Regions from separate parts of the Homo sapiens genome. Here region 1 is linked to region 2. The links are chromatin contacts, found by Hi-C or POLR2A ChIA-PET in ENCODE. All regions are on one chromosome and are shown on one strand. The core of a region is the stretch at or near the end of the contact, and the rest is flanking DNA. Distances in the headings are between cores, read along the strand shown. Region 1 overlaps NRBF2 (nuclear receptor binding factor 2). Region 2 has its middle 28 kb from the start of NRBF2.

Region 1 (7,566 bases), core at 249-2,748, 48 kb after region 2:
TGTCAAAGATAATTTAAATCTGACCAGTCTCCCACTTGTCTTTGCTTGAATTCTTAAGCAGTTCAGGCACTTTTAAATTTGTTTCACCAATTGCTTTAAATTGTCTTCTGTGTTTGGGGAGGCCCTGCCAAGTGTTTCAAGATACATTTATTCATAAGACTGGGCATGGTGGCCCATGCCTGTAATCCCAGCACTTTGGGAGGCCAAGGCAGGGGGATCACTTGAGCCCAGGAGTTCGAGACCAGCCTTGGCAACACAGTGAGACCCCATCTCTACAAAAACTTAAAAAATTAGCTGGGCGTGGTGGCACATGCCTGTAGTTCTAGCTACTTGGGAGGTTGAGGTGAGAGGATCACTGAACACCTGAGTCCAAGGCTGCAGTGAGCTATGACTGCGCCATTGCACTTCAGCCTCAGCAACAGGGACCCTGTCTCTAAAATAAATATATATAAAATATCTTTTTAAAAACTTTTTGTTATAAAAGTATTAGTTAAAGAGATCATTTCTGTGAGGTATATCAGTGGCAGGGAAAGCCACTAGTTTCTCAAACTGAACCAAGGGAACTTTAAAGTTGTGTTCTATCCCTTTCACTGCCTTTGAAAGTATAGAATCTGCTCATGATACAGGCATGCATTGAGTTATCCAAACACGCGGTTGATAGGAAGACTTTCTTTTTAGCTGTTGGTAGAATTAATATGTCTACAGAGGAAAGATTTCTAATTTTGAGTACAAATGACATTACACATGGGGTCAGGCACATTGAGGAAAACATCCAATTTAGTGTATTGATTGGGAATAGGACTTCTGACTTTCTGAATGGTATTTTTGCAAACATAGTAAATTGTAAATTGTAAGTGTTGGGTTATTCACAAAGGATTTTGAATAGTGTATGTTGGACATTACTAAGATACTTAAAATATTCTTCCAATTTTATCTTTCCTTCTATGTAATAGGCTCATCTTTCACTGGAATTGCAAAGGGATAGCCATATGAAACAGCTCCTCCTCATCCAAGAGAGATGGAAAAGGGCCCAGCGTGAAGAAAGATTGAAAGCCCAGCAGAACACAGACAAGGATGCAGCTGCCCATCTTCAGACATCTCACAAACCCTCTGCAGAGGATGCAGAGGGCCAGAGTCCCCTTTCTCAGAAGTACAGCCCTTCCACAGAGAAATGCCTGCCTGAGATTCAGGGGATCTTTGACAGGGATCCAGACACACTACTTTATTTACTTCAGCAAAAGAGTGAGCCAGCAGAGCCATGTATTGGAAGCAAAGCCCCAAAAGATGATAAAACAATTATAGAGGAGCAGGCAACCAAAATTGCAGATTTGAAGAGGCATGTGGAATTCCTTGTGGCTGAGAATGAAAGATTAAGGAAAGAAAATAAACAACTAAAGGCTGAAAAGGCCAGACTTCTAAAAGGTCCAATAGAAAAGGAGCTGGATGTAGATGCTGATTTTGTAGAAACGTCAGAGTTATGGAGCTTGCCACCACATGCAGAAACTGCTACAGCCTCCTCAACCTGGCAGAAGTTCGCAGCAAATACTGGGAAAGCCAAGGACATTCCAATCCCCAATCTTCCTCCCTTGGATTTTCCATCTCCAGAACTTCCTCTTATGGAGCTCTCTGAGGATATTCTGAAAGGATTTATGAATAATTAAAATGGAAGGCCACAGAAAAGGGGAAAAGAGGAAATAATACAGTAATCGTTAATCCAGCAAAAAGAAATGAAAAGGGAAAACCACATAGAAGGGTAATCCCGGAAATGCTTCATCTGGTGGACTGTGGGAGCAGAGGCATTGCCAGGACTTGGGAAACAGTCACTGTGAAATGCGCTGCGTATCTCATTCACTCACTTCAGCTAATGATTCCGACTTGGCAGACGCTAAACTCATGGAGGTTCGGTTTCTCCTGATACAAACCAAATGGCTACCTGGAAGAATTTCTTTCAAGCAACAGTTATTTTTCTTATCTTCAGGGTTAAAATGTATAAAAGTTATGTGTAATTAATCTATAATGCCATAAATGATAATGCAAAACCTAAATAATATGGTGGCCGGAGGGGCTGCCTTATATTTGAAACATGCTTTCTATCATGCATTGACTGTATGCATTTTGTTAATGCACATTCTGTTTGTTTAAGGTGTGTAAGATACACACCCTTCTAGATGAAACTATATGTGCCACACTTTGCACTACTCATAATGATAACCTCAAGACTATCAGAAGAAATATTTAAATTTCCATTTTATGAAGAAAGGAACCAAATTATTATGCTTTTTAAAACAAATTACCAGTTTACATAATTAATCAGGGTGCATTTTAAGTTCTAACTTCGTTTATTGTATAATGCATCATTTGAAAATACCAAGGAGGAAATACCCTTTGTTTTTAATGATGCAAGAGTGGACGTAATGCTAGTTGGCAGTATTTTATTGTAAGAAATCAATAAAGTAATTGTGTTTTATACCTTTGTTGAACGTGGTTGATAGTTAAAAAGCAAGGCACTGAGTGGCTTCTCTGTGCGTTGTAAACTTTGAATTTGAACAGATGCGGTTAGATGATTACTTTTGTGTGTCAAGGATTTTTTTTTTCTTTCAGTGTTTTGTAGTCCATTTCCCTTACAACTAGGGTGACAGAGAGTACAGAAGTTCCTGAGGTTTAAATGTATTGTTTCCAACCTTTTTCCTGACCACCACATGGAAAATGCTCAGGGCTGCTCTAGGCTGGAGGCAGCTGTCCCTTGGGCACCTGCCACCCTGTCAGAGCATAGTGTGGGGAAGTGCTGCTTTGGATTCTCTCTACCAAGCTGGATGATGTTCCATGAGAAGGAAGGGGAAGAGGAGAATATAAGCAAAACATTTGGGTGCAAGCTACTGGGCATGTTTAAAGCTTGGATTTGCTGTGTGGAATTACAGAAGTGAGAAAAATATATTGCCTTCTCTGAGGACAATTGGGTTGAGGAAGTTGGGTTAGGCTCACAAATCCAGTGACGAAACTAGTAGAAATAGGGCCAGGCGTGGTGGCTTATACCTGTAATCCCAACACTTTGGGAGGCTGAGGTGGGAGGGTCGCTTGAGCCCAAGAGTTTGCGACCACCCTGGGCAACATAGTGAGACCCTGTCTCTACCCAGAAAAACTTTAGCTGGGTGCAGTGATGGCGCGCCTGTAGTTGTGGTTACTCCAGAGGCAGAGGTGGGAGGATGACTCGAGCCTGGGAGGTTGAGGCTGCAGTGAGCTCTCATCACACCACTGCATTCCAACCTGGACACCAGAGTGAGATTCTGTCTCAAAAAAAGCAGAAGTGACCATGGAGAAATCATATTTTTTCCTGTCTCATCTTGCTGCAGATGAAACCAAAAATAAACTAGCCTGCCAAATTGTCTTGAGTTCTATACTTTCTTAAAAGTTACATTAATTTGCTGGGCACAGTGGCTCACGCTTGTAATCCCAGCACTTTGGGAGACTGAGGCAGGCGGATCACCTGAGGTCTGAAGTTCGAGACCAGCCTGATAAATATGGCAAAACCCTGTCTCTTACTAACAATACAAAGATTAGCCGAGTGTGGTGGCATGGGCCTGTAGTCCCAGCTACTTAGGAGGCTGAGCAGGAGAATCACTTGAACCCAGGAGGCAGAGGTTGCAGTGAGCTGAGATTGTGCCACTGCACTCCAGCCTGGGCAACAGAGCTGGACTCTGTCTAAAAAAAAAATATATATATATTAATTTGTTTATCTCAGTGTTGTTGTTTTTTTTATTATTTTTTCTGTTTGGTTGACTAGAATTTCTGTTCTGCTAAATATCTCAGTGTTTTAATATCCTAGACTCGACATTTTACTTGCCTAACCTTGCTCATAAAACTTGACATTTAAAAGCTTGTGCCAAAAATAGTCATGTGTTGCTTAACAAGGATGTGTTCTGAGGAATGTGTTGTTAGGTGATTTTTTCATGTGAGCATCCTAAAGTGGACTTACACAAACCTAGAAGGCAGAGCCGACTCCACACCTAGGCTGTATAGTCTTGCTCCTGGGCTACAAACCTTTACAGCATGGGACTGTACTGGCTAGGCAGTTGTAACACAATGGCATTTGTATATCTAAATATAAAGGTATGGTCTTATAATCTGTCATGTGGCCCATCATTGGCTGAAATTTTATATGGCACATGACTCTATTAGCCTAGCCATTTCTCTCTAAAAGATGAGCTCTGTTAGAGGTACCACTGTACCTCTGCTACTTTCTGCTTCCCAAGGAGGCATTGGAGACTAGGATATTGTGATTTATAAGAAGAAATAAATATTTTGCTGTTTGTCTCTGGTTCCTGGCACAGAGCTCCCAAGTCTGTAATTTCCTGGCTGGTAGGAACTTTTGTTCTAATGTGATGACTCTCAGTGGGCCCCTGGATAGGGATTGGACACAAGAGAGACCAGCATGATTAGAAGCTTAAAACTTTCAGCCCCATGCCCCATCCTTTGGAAGGGGAGAGAGGCTGCAGATTGAGTTACAATTGATTATGCCCATATGATTAAGTCTCCATAAAAATCCCTGAACTACAGGATCCTGAGAGCGTCCGTGTTACGGAACATGTGGAGCTGGTGTGCCCTGAGAGGACACAGAAGCCCCGTGTCCCTGCCCCATGTCTGTCTCCCATCTAGCTGTTCTGATAAGTACTTTCATAATAAATGGTTAAATGTAAATAAGATGTTTCCCTAAGCCATTCTAGCAAAGGATTGAATCCAAAAGTGTGAGGCAGCAGTGGGGAGTGTTGTGGGAACCTCTGATTTGCAACTGGTTGGTCAGAATACCAGGTTGAACCGGGGATTTGTGGTTGGGTCTGAATTAAGGGTAGTCTTGTGGGACTGAGCCCATAACCTCCAGGTAGGTAGAGTCAGAGTTGAGTTAATTTTGCAAGATCACCTACCAGAGAATTGATGTGTGGGAAAAAAAAAAAAAAAGCTCACATCCGGTGCTGGAAGTGAAGTACTGAGAGTGGAGAGAAAAAAAGTGTTGCTTTTTCATTTTTTTTTTTAAGATCATTTTATTTTTTGAGATGGTCTCACTGTTGCCCAGGCTGAAGTACAGTGGATCAATCATGGTTCACTGCAGCCTTGATCCTCCCGGGCTCAAGGGATCTTCCTACCTCAGCCTCCCAAGTACCAAGGACTACAGGTGTGCCACCACACCTGATTTTTTAATTTTTTGTAGAGACGGAATTTCACTATGTTGCCCAGGCTGGTCTTGAACTCCTGGCCTGAAGTGATCCTCCTGCCTCAACCTCCAAAAGTGCTGGGATTACAGGCGTGAGCTACCACGACTGGCCTGGTTTTTCTTTATTCAGAGACCATCTGGTGAGACTTGAGTTTGTCTTTACACTCAACAGAAAAAAACTTCATGTCCATTTTTAATGATAACCCTTCATTTGTGAGCAGTTGTGGTTAGAATCTTGTTTGAAAATGACTAAGATGGATGCTTGTGTGAGGCAGCCTGCCACAGGGTGTTTATAACCTATTTGAAGAGTCAGGGTGTAAACTAATAGTAGCTATTATTTATTGATTCATTCTAGATCATAGGTTATGTGAAGATTAAAAGTGTTTAATTTTAGTATCATTATATTGTGTCATAATCCCAGTGTAGCCTAATCAAAGATCTCTGGGAGTGGATGGCGTGACTGTTTAAAAAAGTAAAGGGCATCCTCAGATTATTTGTTGTTTCCCAGGTGCAATCTTGTCCTTTTACCAGCTACTGCTAACCAACACTGCCATCTGGTGGACAGTAAGAAACTTCTGGTTCTTGTTGGGTCCATTAGCCAGGAAGGGTATTATGGTGTCCAGACTCAAGGCTAGGCCCTGCCAATGACTGACATGGAAAAATGAATCTGTTGGGGTCTTACTTGACTTCCTGTCTGGAACAGATATGGAAAACCAATTCAAAAAGAGTCTTTAAGAAGCCTGGGCCAGGTTAGTGCAGGCAGGGACTGTAGTCTTGCATACTAGTTTCCTGTCTGATAAGACCTTTCAGGTTTTGCTGCCTGGGTTTAATCTCAAGAAGGTTGACCCTCAATGGGCCTGGAAGTGCCTGGAGGTTAGGTTGAAAGCTATCATTAGCAAGACTTCGTCTAGCTTGGGAGAAGGGTTTACTGATCTGGAGAATTTGGCAGCCAAAGCAGGCCTGAAACAATACCAATTTCTTTAGAAAAGAATCAACTTGATGTTTGCTCAGGACCTGGGAAGGAGGTGTGGTGGGCCACAAAGAGTTAACCAAGTCTGGACGCAGTGGCTTACACCTGTAATCCCAGCACTTTGGGAGGCCGAGGCGGGTGGATCATTTGAGGTCAGGAGTTCAAAACCAGCCTGGCCAACATGGTGAAACCCCATCTCTACTAGAAATACAAAAATTAGCCAGGCAGTAGTGGTGGGCACCTGTAATCCCAGCTACTCAGGAGGCTGAGGCAGGAGAATCGCTTCAGCCTGGGAAGCGGAGGTTGCAGTGAGCTGACATCACACCACTGCACACCAGCCTGGGCGACAGAGTGAGACACTGTCTCAAAAAAAAAAAAAAAAAAAGTCCTTAGTTGGATGCTAGTAAATGTCTCATAGTAAGAGCAGTTTATAAACATCTTGCCTTATGCTACTAAAAATACAAAGTAGCTGGTATACTTTTCACCTTCAGGAAAGTATCTGGGATCAAAGAATGGGGAAATGACTTTCTAGGTATTTCTTTTTTTTTTCTTTTTTTAGACGGAGTCTAGCTCTGTTGCCCAGGCTGGAGTGCAGTGGTACAATCTCAGCTCACCACAACCTCCGCCTGCCGGGTTCAAGCGATTCTCCTGCCTCAGCCTCCCAAGTAGCTGGGACTACAGGCATGCGCCACCACACCCAGCTAATTTTTGTATTTTTAGGAGAGGCGGGATTTCACTATGTTGGCCAGGCTGGTCTCGAACTCCTGACCTCGTGATCCACCCGCTTCAGCCTCCCAAAGTGCTGGAATTACAAGCGTGAGCCACTGCGCCTGGCTGTATTTCTAGAACAGCAGGAACAAAGGCATGGAATTAAGGGAGGTGAGTAATCTTGGTCAGAATCATATCATAGTAGGACAATATGAGATGAAATTTGAGGGAGGCTCAAGTGGATTAGCTTTTTATTTCCTAAAGGTGAAGGGGCCAGGATCAGGTTCCAGACTTGAGGAATGGAAAATATTTGGAATAGGCCCTCAGAGTTAGGGCCGAAAGAATCCAAGTGAAGGCGAGTTTAGTTTTTGCGTTCTTAGTCTGTTTCTCTAATGTGGGCACACTACATTAGAAAAAAAGTGGGAGGGGTAGTCCAGATATGACAGAAGGATAAACGGTGAAGGAATCAAGAATACAAATGAGAATGTCTTTAAAGTTGCTAAACACAGATTCCAGGATGTACAGGAAGACAAAGGAGACAGGTTAATTAGGGAGTGGGATAGGGCTGAGGGACCAAAGCCTCCTAAGTAAGTGATGCCCAAAGGTAGTTTCCAGAAAGAGGAAAGGGAGTTTGTCATCTGAGAGAGGGACTCTTGATTTGGTTGATTAGAAGAACCAAACA
Region 2 (7,378 bases), core at 3,234-5,733:
AGCCTTGGTGACAGAGTGAAACTCCATCTCAAACAAACAAATAAATAAATAAAACCCATGACTTCATACATGTGTATACTCATTGTAGTACTCTTCAGGTTTCTGCCCTAGAAACAGGAATTCTGACAAATTTTATTTTGCCTCATGTCCATTTTTTAAAAACAGTACTTTTTTAGATATATATGCTGCACGATCAAGTATATTCCTAGCCGGGCGTGGTGGCTCATGCCTGTAATTCCAGCACTTTGGGAGGCTGAGGCAGGTGGATCACCTGAGGTCAGGAGCTCGAGACCAGCCCATCTCTACAAAAAATAGAAAATATCAGCTGGGCGTGGTGGCACATGCCTGTAATCCCAGCTACTTGGGAGGCTGAGGTAGGAGAATTGCTTGAAACTGGGAGGCAGAGGTTGCAGTGAGCCAAGATTGCACCATTGCACTTCAGCCTGGGCGATAAGAGTGAAACTCCATCTCAAAAAAAAAAAAAAAAGTATATTCCTAACAGAAGAGGATTTCTAATTTAATATGCTGTCAGTGAGAATCTAATTCCTCTGCTTACAAGTTTATATGCTTCAAATTAGAAGAAATTTTTACAGATTAGCTTCTGGTTCTACGTGTTTCAAACACTGTTTTTCCCCAATTTTTTTTTGCTTTGAAACAGTCTTGCTCTGTCACCCAGGCTGGTGTTCAGTGGCGTGACTCAGCTCACTGCAACCTCTGCCTCTTGGTTTTAAGCGATTATCATGCCTCAGCCTCCTGAGTAACTGGGACTACAGACATGTGCCACCATGACCAGCTAATTTTTTGTATTTTTTGTAGAGACAGGGTTTCGCCATGTTGGCCAGGCTGGTCTCAAACTCCTGGGCTCAAGTGATCTACCCGTCTCAGCCTCCCAAAGTGCTAGGATTACAGTCGTGAGCCACCTTGCTGGGCCCCCAATTTTATGTACTTACAGAGCAGAATGCCATAGAAATTGTTGATGTTATCATATGACATCAAGCCTTGCACCTTCATGTCACAACCCTGGGTGAGATGGTGCAGAGGTAGAAAGAATATTCCTGGAACTCCTTCTATATGGTATGACCACACTGGTATGACCAAATCCAAACTAAATGTTTGTAACTCAACTTTCCTGAGCTGGATCCCAAAATGCAGAAAGAATGTGATCAAGAAGAGGTCAGAGTGAAAAGAGACAGTGGTCTTGACTGACTGTGGTAAAAATAGTTTGCAAATTATACAGAATTACATGACCTTGTGAACTCATGGCTAGAATTCCTTGTAGGTCCTTGGAAGGAGCAGGTGGCAGTGAAAAGCCCTGTGTCCTATGCTTCATTCTCTTCACAGAAAATTATTCTCCACAAGGCAATAAAGTGTTTTAAGAGGAAGATAGGGTTTGCCGCATCAAATGCTGCCAAGAAGTATAATAGGATAAGGACTGGCACGCAGTCCAGTCCTTTGGACTTGGCAATGGAAGGTCTTTAGTGCCCTTGAAAATAGTGATTCTAAGCCGGGAGCAGTGGCTCATGCCTGTAATCCCAGTACTTTGGGAGGCCAAGGCAGGTGGATCACAAGGTCAAGAGATCTAGACCATCCTGGCCAACATGGTGAAACCTCGTCTCTACAAAAAATACAAAAATTAGCTGGGTGTGGTGGTGCATGCCTGTAGTCCCAGCTACTTGGGAGGCTGAGGCAGAAGAATCGCTTGAACCCGGGAGGCAGAGTTTGCAGTGAGCCGAGATCGCACCACTGCACTCTAACGTGGTGACAGAATGAGACTCTGTCTCAAAAAAAAAGAAAATAGTGATTCCATTAGATGATACAGAAGCCATATTAGAATAGATTAAGGAAAGAATGGGAGATTAGGAAGATAAGACAATGGCAACATGCAAAAACTTCTGTTTGGCTATGGTCTTTCTGTACTGATATAGAAAGATTTCCAAGATACATTGTCTAGTGAAAGGTAGAGAATAGTGTGTACACTATACATCTCTTGCGGTATGGATTGATATGTGTATCTCTCAAAGTCCACAGAAGATGCCTCCAGCGAGGGAAATTGGCCTTTGGAATTTTTGAAGCATGCAAATGTATTACCTATTCAAAACATAATTTTTAGCCAGGCATAGTGGCTTGTAACTGCCCAATGGGTTCACCTTGCCTGCTGCCTAGACAGCCAATTTACCAGGGGAAGTGCGATAAAGAATGAGTAATTGATACAGAGCCGGCTGTGCGGGAGACCAGAGTTTCATTATTATTCAAATCAGTCTCCCCCAGCATTGGGGATCCGAGTTTTTAAGTACAACTTGGTGAGCTGGGGGAAGCCAGTGAGCCGGGACTGCTGATTGGTTGGGTCAGAGATGAAGTCATAGGGAGTGGAAGCTGTCTTCTTGCGCTGAGTCAGTTCCTGGTGCGGGGGTGACAAGATCAGATGAGCCAGTTTATCAATATGGGTGGTACCAGCTGATCCATCAAGTGCAGGGTCTGCAAAATATCTCAAGCACTGATTTTAGGCTTTACAATAGTGATGTTATCCCCCGGAGCAATTTGGGAGGGTCAGAATCTTGTAGCCTCCAGCTGCTTGACTGCTAAACCATAATTTTTAATCTTTTGGCTAATTTGTTAGTCCTCCAAAGGCCGTCTAGTTCCCAGGCAAGAAAAGGGTTTGCTTTGGGAAAGGGCCTTTGTTTTAAACTATAAACCATTGGCCAAGCGTGGTGGCTCACACCTGTAATTCCAGCACTTTGGGAGGCCAAGGCAGGTGGATCACCTGAGGTCGGGATTTCGAGACCAGCCTGGCCAGCATGGTGAAACCCCTATCTCTACTAAAAATACAAAATTGCCAGGTATGGTGGTGCATGCCTGTAATCCCAGTTACGTGGGAGGCTGAGGCAGGAGAATCCCTTGAACCTGCGAGGCGGAGGTTGCAGTGAGCTGAGATCGCGCCATTGCATTTCAGCCTGGGCAACAAGAGCGAAACTCCATCTCAAAAAGTAATAATAATAATAAACTATAAACTAAGTTCCTCCCAAAGTTAGTTCACCCTACACCCAGGAATGAACAAAGACAGCTTGGAAGTTAGAAGCAAGATGGAGCTGGGGGCTGGGCGAGGTGGCTCATCCCTGTAATCCTAGAACTTTGGGAGGACGAGGTGGGAGGATCACTTGAGGTCTGGAGTTCAAGACCAGCCTGGCCAATATGGTGAAACCCCATCTCTACTAAAAATATAACAATTAGCCAGGTGTGGTGTCGGGCCCCTATAATTCCAGCTACTCTGGAAGTGAAGGCAGGAGAATCGTTTAAACCCAGGAGGTGGAGGTTGCAATGAGCTGAGATCGCACCACTGCACCCCAGCCTGGGCAACACAGTGAGATCAAGCTGCAACTACATTTACTGGGTGGGAGAGGGAGCTGGTGACAGGAAAAAGCAATCAGAAACAGGAGAAAGACCTCATCCCTACAAAAAACTTAAAAACCAGCTGGGCGTGGTGGTCATGCCACTGCACTACAGCCTGGGCAACAGAGTGAGACCCTGTCTCAAAAACAAAAAAAGTGATCTCACACTTACTGTTTTTTTTGTTTTTCGAGACAGAGTTTCACTCTTGTTGCCCAGGCTGGAGTACAATGGCACGATCTCAGCTCACTGCAACCTCCAGCTCCCTGGTTCAAGCGATTCTTCTGCCTCGGGCTCCAGAGTAGCTGGGATTACAGGCACCCAGCACCACAGCTGGATAATTTTTGTATTTCTAGTAGAGACGGGGTTTCACCATGTTGGCCAGGCCTGTCTTGAACTCCTGATCTCAGCGATCCACCCATCTCAGCCTCCCAAAGTGCTGGGATTAGGATTACAGGCGTGAGCCACCGAGCCTGGCTACACTTACTGTTGATATGTACTGAGAACTATGGTAGGACATTCACATGTGCTACTTCACTAATTTATTTATTATTCAAAAATATTAATTGAGTGCCTGTAATGTATGTGGCATAAGAAATACATTTGGTCTTTGTCTCAGGTTCCTATGACAGAGTTCCTAAAACCCTTGGAATTTCCTGAGTAATAGTGAAACTGCCTTTGCAAAACTATGACTGAGACAGTGAAAGAGATCTAATGTAATCGACTCAAACTTGCTTCTACCCCCCAAGCTGTCCTTGTTCATTCCTGGGCATAGGCTGAACTAACTTTGGGAGAAACTCAGTTTATTGTTTGTAGTTTAAAACAAAGACAATAACAGCACTTTCCCAAAGCAGACCTCCTTCTTGCCTGGGGACTAGATGGCCTTTGCAGGACTAATATTAGCCACAAGATTAGGAATTATGGTTCAGGAGTCATGCAGCTGAAGGCTACAAGACTCTGACGCTCCCTAAACTGCTCCTAAGATCAGTGCTTGAGATATTTCGCAGACCCCGCACTTGATGGATCAGCTGGCACCACCCAGATGGACAAACTGGCTCATCTGATCTTGTGGCCCCCACCCAGGAACTGACTCAGTGCAAGAAGACAGCTTCCACTCCCTATGATTTCATCCCTGACCAATCAGCACTCCTGGCTCACTGGCTTCCCCGCACCCACCAACTTGTCCTTAAAAACTCTGATCCCTGAATGCTCAGAGAGACTGCTTTGAGTAACAATAAAACTCTGGTCTTCCGCACAGCCAGCTCTGCGTGAATTACTCTTTGTCTATTGCAATTCCCGTCTTGATGAATCGGCTCTGTTTAGGCAGCTGGCAAGGTGAACAACCCCTTGCGTGGTTACACTAGGAGGGTGTCTCTGCATCCCTCCCCGTATCATACCCTATGCATCTTTTCATCTTGCTGTTCATCTGTATCCTTTATCTATTTTTTCTTTTTTTTTTTGAGACAGAGTCTCACGCTGTTGCCCAGGCTGGAGTGCAGTGGTGTTATCTTGGCTCATTGCAACCTCTGCCTCCAGGGTTCTAGTGATTCTCCTGCCTCAGACTCCTGAGTAGCTGGGATTACAGGTGTGTGCCATCACCCCCAGCTAATTTTTGTATTTTTAGTAGAGACGGGGTTTTACCATGTTGGCTGGGCTGATCTCAAACTCCTGGCCTCAAGAGATCCGCCTGCCTCGACCTCCCAAAGTCTGGGATTACAAGCATGAGCCACTGCACCCAGACCTATATCCTTTATAATATAGACCATTAAACCAAATCCTGGGGAAGGAGGGTTGTGGGAATTCAATTTGTAATCAGTCAGCAAGAAACACAGATCAAAACCTGGGACTTGGGACTGGAGCCTGAAGCAGGGCAGCCTTTTGGGACTGAACCCTTAACCTGTGGGATCTGACCCAATCTCCAGGTAGGCAGCGTCAGAATGGAATTGAATTATAGGACACCCAGTTGGCATCTGCTGGAGAATTGCTTGGTGTGTGGTGAAAAACCCACACATCTCTTCACAGAAGTGTTTTGTGTTGGGTGTGAGTAGAGAGAAAAACAGTTTGTTTTTTTCTTTACAATGTGCTGGCTACTACGCAGGTGCTGGGTTATGGTGGTGAAGAAGCTAGACAAATTCCTGCTCTTGGACAGCTTCCAGTCTAAAAGGAGGACATAAAGGACAAAACAGATAACTACAATATCATGTGGTAAAGGTTCTAAGGCACACTATGGAAGACAGAGGAAAGATTATGTATTACGGGCTGGGCTCAGTGGCTCACACCTGTAATCCCAGCACACCGGAAGGCTGAGGCAGGCCTTAGGTCAGAAGTTTGAGACCAGTTTGGCCAACATGGCGAAACCCCATCTCTACTAAAAATACAAAAATTAGCTGGGCATGGTGGCGCTCACCTGTAATCCCAGCTACTCAGGAGGCTGATGCAGGAGAATCGCTTGAAACCGGGAGGCGGAGTTTGCAGTGAGCCGAGATCACACCACTACACTCCAGCCTGGGTGATGAGAGCGAAACTCTGCCTCAAAAGATTGTGTGTTAGTGTGCAAAGGCAACCATAACAAAATAACACAGACTGGGTGGCTTAAGGCACAAAGTTTTATTTTCTCACAGTTCTAAAGGCTGAAAGTTGGAGACCAGGTGCTGGCAAGCCTGGTTTCTCCTGAGGTCTTTCTTTTTGCCTTGCAGACAGCTGCTTTCTTGCTGTCTCCTCACATGGCCTTCTCTGTGAAACCACCTTTGCAAAATTATGACAGTAAGAGAAATCTGACAACATTGACTCCATCTTGCTTCTGACCTCCAAGCCATACTTGGTCATTCCTGGGCACAGGCCAAGCTCTCTTTGGGAGCATTTTAGTTTAACTTTGAAGCAAGGATGACAGTAGTCCCTAAAATTAATCCAATCCCTGTTCAGGGGCTGAAACTGCCTTTGTAAGACTAACGAAAGGCCACAAGATTAGGATCAAAGGAATGACGTGAATTTTGCTAAAATGTAGGCGTAGTTCCTATAATCCCTTACTGCTCAGGGGTACCACCATGTGGTACAAGGTCACAAGACTTATGACTTCCCTAATTGCTCCTATAGATAACATCACTATTGTAGAACCTAAGATTGGTTTTCTTTTTTTTTTTTACTTTTATTTTTTTTGAGACTGAGTCTTGCTCTGTTGCCCAGGCTGGAGTGCAGTGGTGCAATCTCAGCTCACTGCAAGCTCTGCCTCCTGGGTTCACACCATTCTCCTGCCTCAGCCTCCCGAGTAGCTCAGACTACAGGCACCTGCCACAGTGCCCGGCTAATTTTTTGTATTTTTAGTAGAGACAGGGTTTCACCGTGTTAGCCAGGATGGTCTCGATATCCTGACCTTGTGATCCACCCGCCTCAGCCTCCCAAAGTGCTGGGATTACAGGCGTGAGCCACCGCACTCAGCCTATAGAACCTAAGATTGGTTTTCTGAGATGTTTTCCAGACTGACCCCACCTGGTCATGACTGATGACTCAACTGGTCCTGTGGCCCCACTGACAGACTCAGCATATAAAGACCATTTTCCACACCCTGTGATTTCATCCCTCACCAATCAGCAGCACCCTTTCCCTATGTCCCCCTACCCCCCACCAAATTGTCCATCAAAATCCTAACCTCTGAGCCTTTGGGGAGACTAATTTGAGTAATACTGTTATGTCCTGCGTGGCCAGCCTCATGTTGATTAAACTCTTTCTCTACTGCAATAGCATGTTCTCAGTGAAGTAGTTTTGTCTTTGCTATGGGCAAGAACTCACAGGGCAATTACATCTGTGCAGACATACCCCTGGTGTCTCTGACTCTTTTTGTTGTTGTTGTTGTTGTTGAGACAGGGTCTTACTCTGTCTCCCAAGCTGGAGTACAGTGGTGTGATCTCACACCACTCTACAACCTCTGCCTCCCGGGTTCAAGCAATTCTCCTACCTCAGCCTCCTGAGTAGCTAGGATTACAAGCACCCGCCACCG

What was found. Hi-C counts contacts between places; a loop is a spot of excess contacts on that map. ChIA-PET counts read pairs that join two places held with the same protein, here RNA polymerase II (POLR2A). Pooled maps may share reads with other maps.
Region 1: a map of heart left ventricle shows a loop between it and region 2 (2.2-fold over the local background). The contact joins two enhancer-like sites. A Hi-C loop is called at or near these places in 6 of 168 maps with a recorded cell type or tissue (PC-3, ascending aorta, heart left ventricle and 1 more), 1 of 37 single-sample maps with no recorded cell type and 7 of 50 pooled maps. POLR2A ChIA-PET finds 5 or more read pairs at or near these places in 7 of 52 experiments (AG04449, H1, K562 and 4 more).

What each region holds. Positions count from the first base shown.
Region 1 is chr10:63,152,558-63,160,123 of GRCh38, forward strand. NRBF2 (nuclear receptor binding factor 2) reads left to right here. Exons shown (of 4, transcript NM_030759.5): 4 at 954-2,467. The coding sequence ends at 1,661. Among named protein-coding and RNA genes, the nearest start is that of NRBF2, 23 kb to the left of the region's middle. RefSeq lists enhancers at 5,531-5,580, 5,661-5,710. Within about 2 kb of position 1,499, at least 3 of the 41 ENCODE cell types and tissues checked have a DNase peak (open chromatin) inside an H3K27ac peak, as active enhancers do.
Region 2 is chr10:63,101,913-63,109,290 of GRCh38, forward strand. No RefSeq gene overlaps it. Among named protein-coding and RNA genes, the nearest start is that of NRBF2, 28 kb to the right of the region's middle. Within about 2 kb of position 4,484, at least 3 of the 41 ENCODE cell types and tissues checked have a DNase peak (open chromatin) inside an H3K27ac peak, as active enhancers do.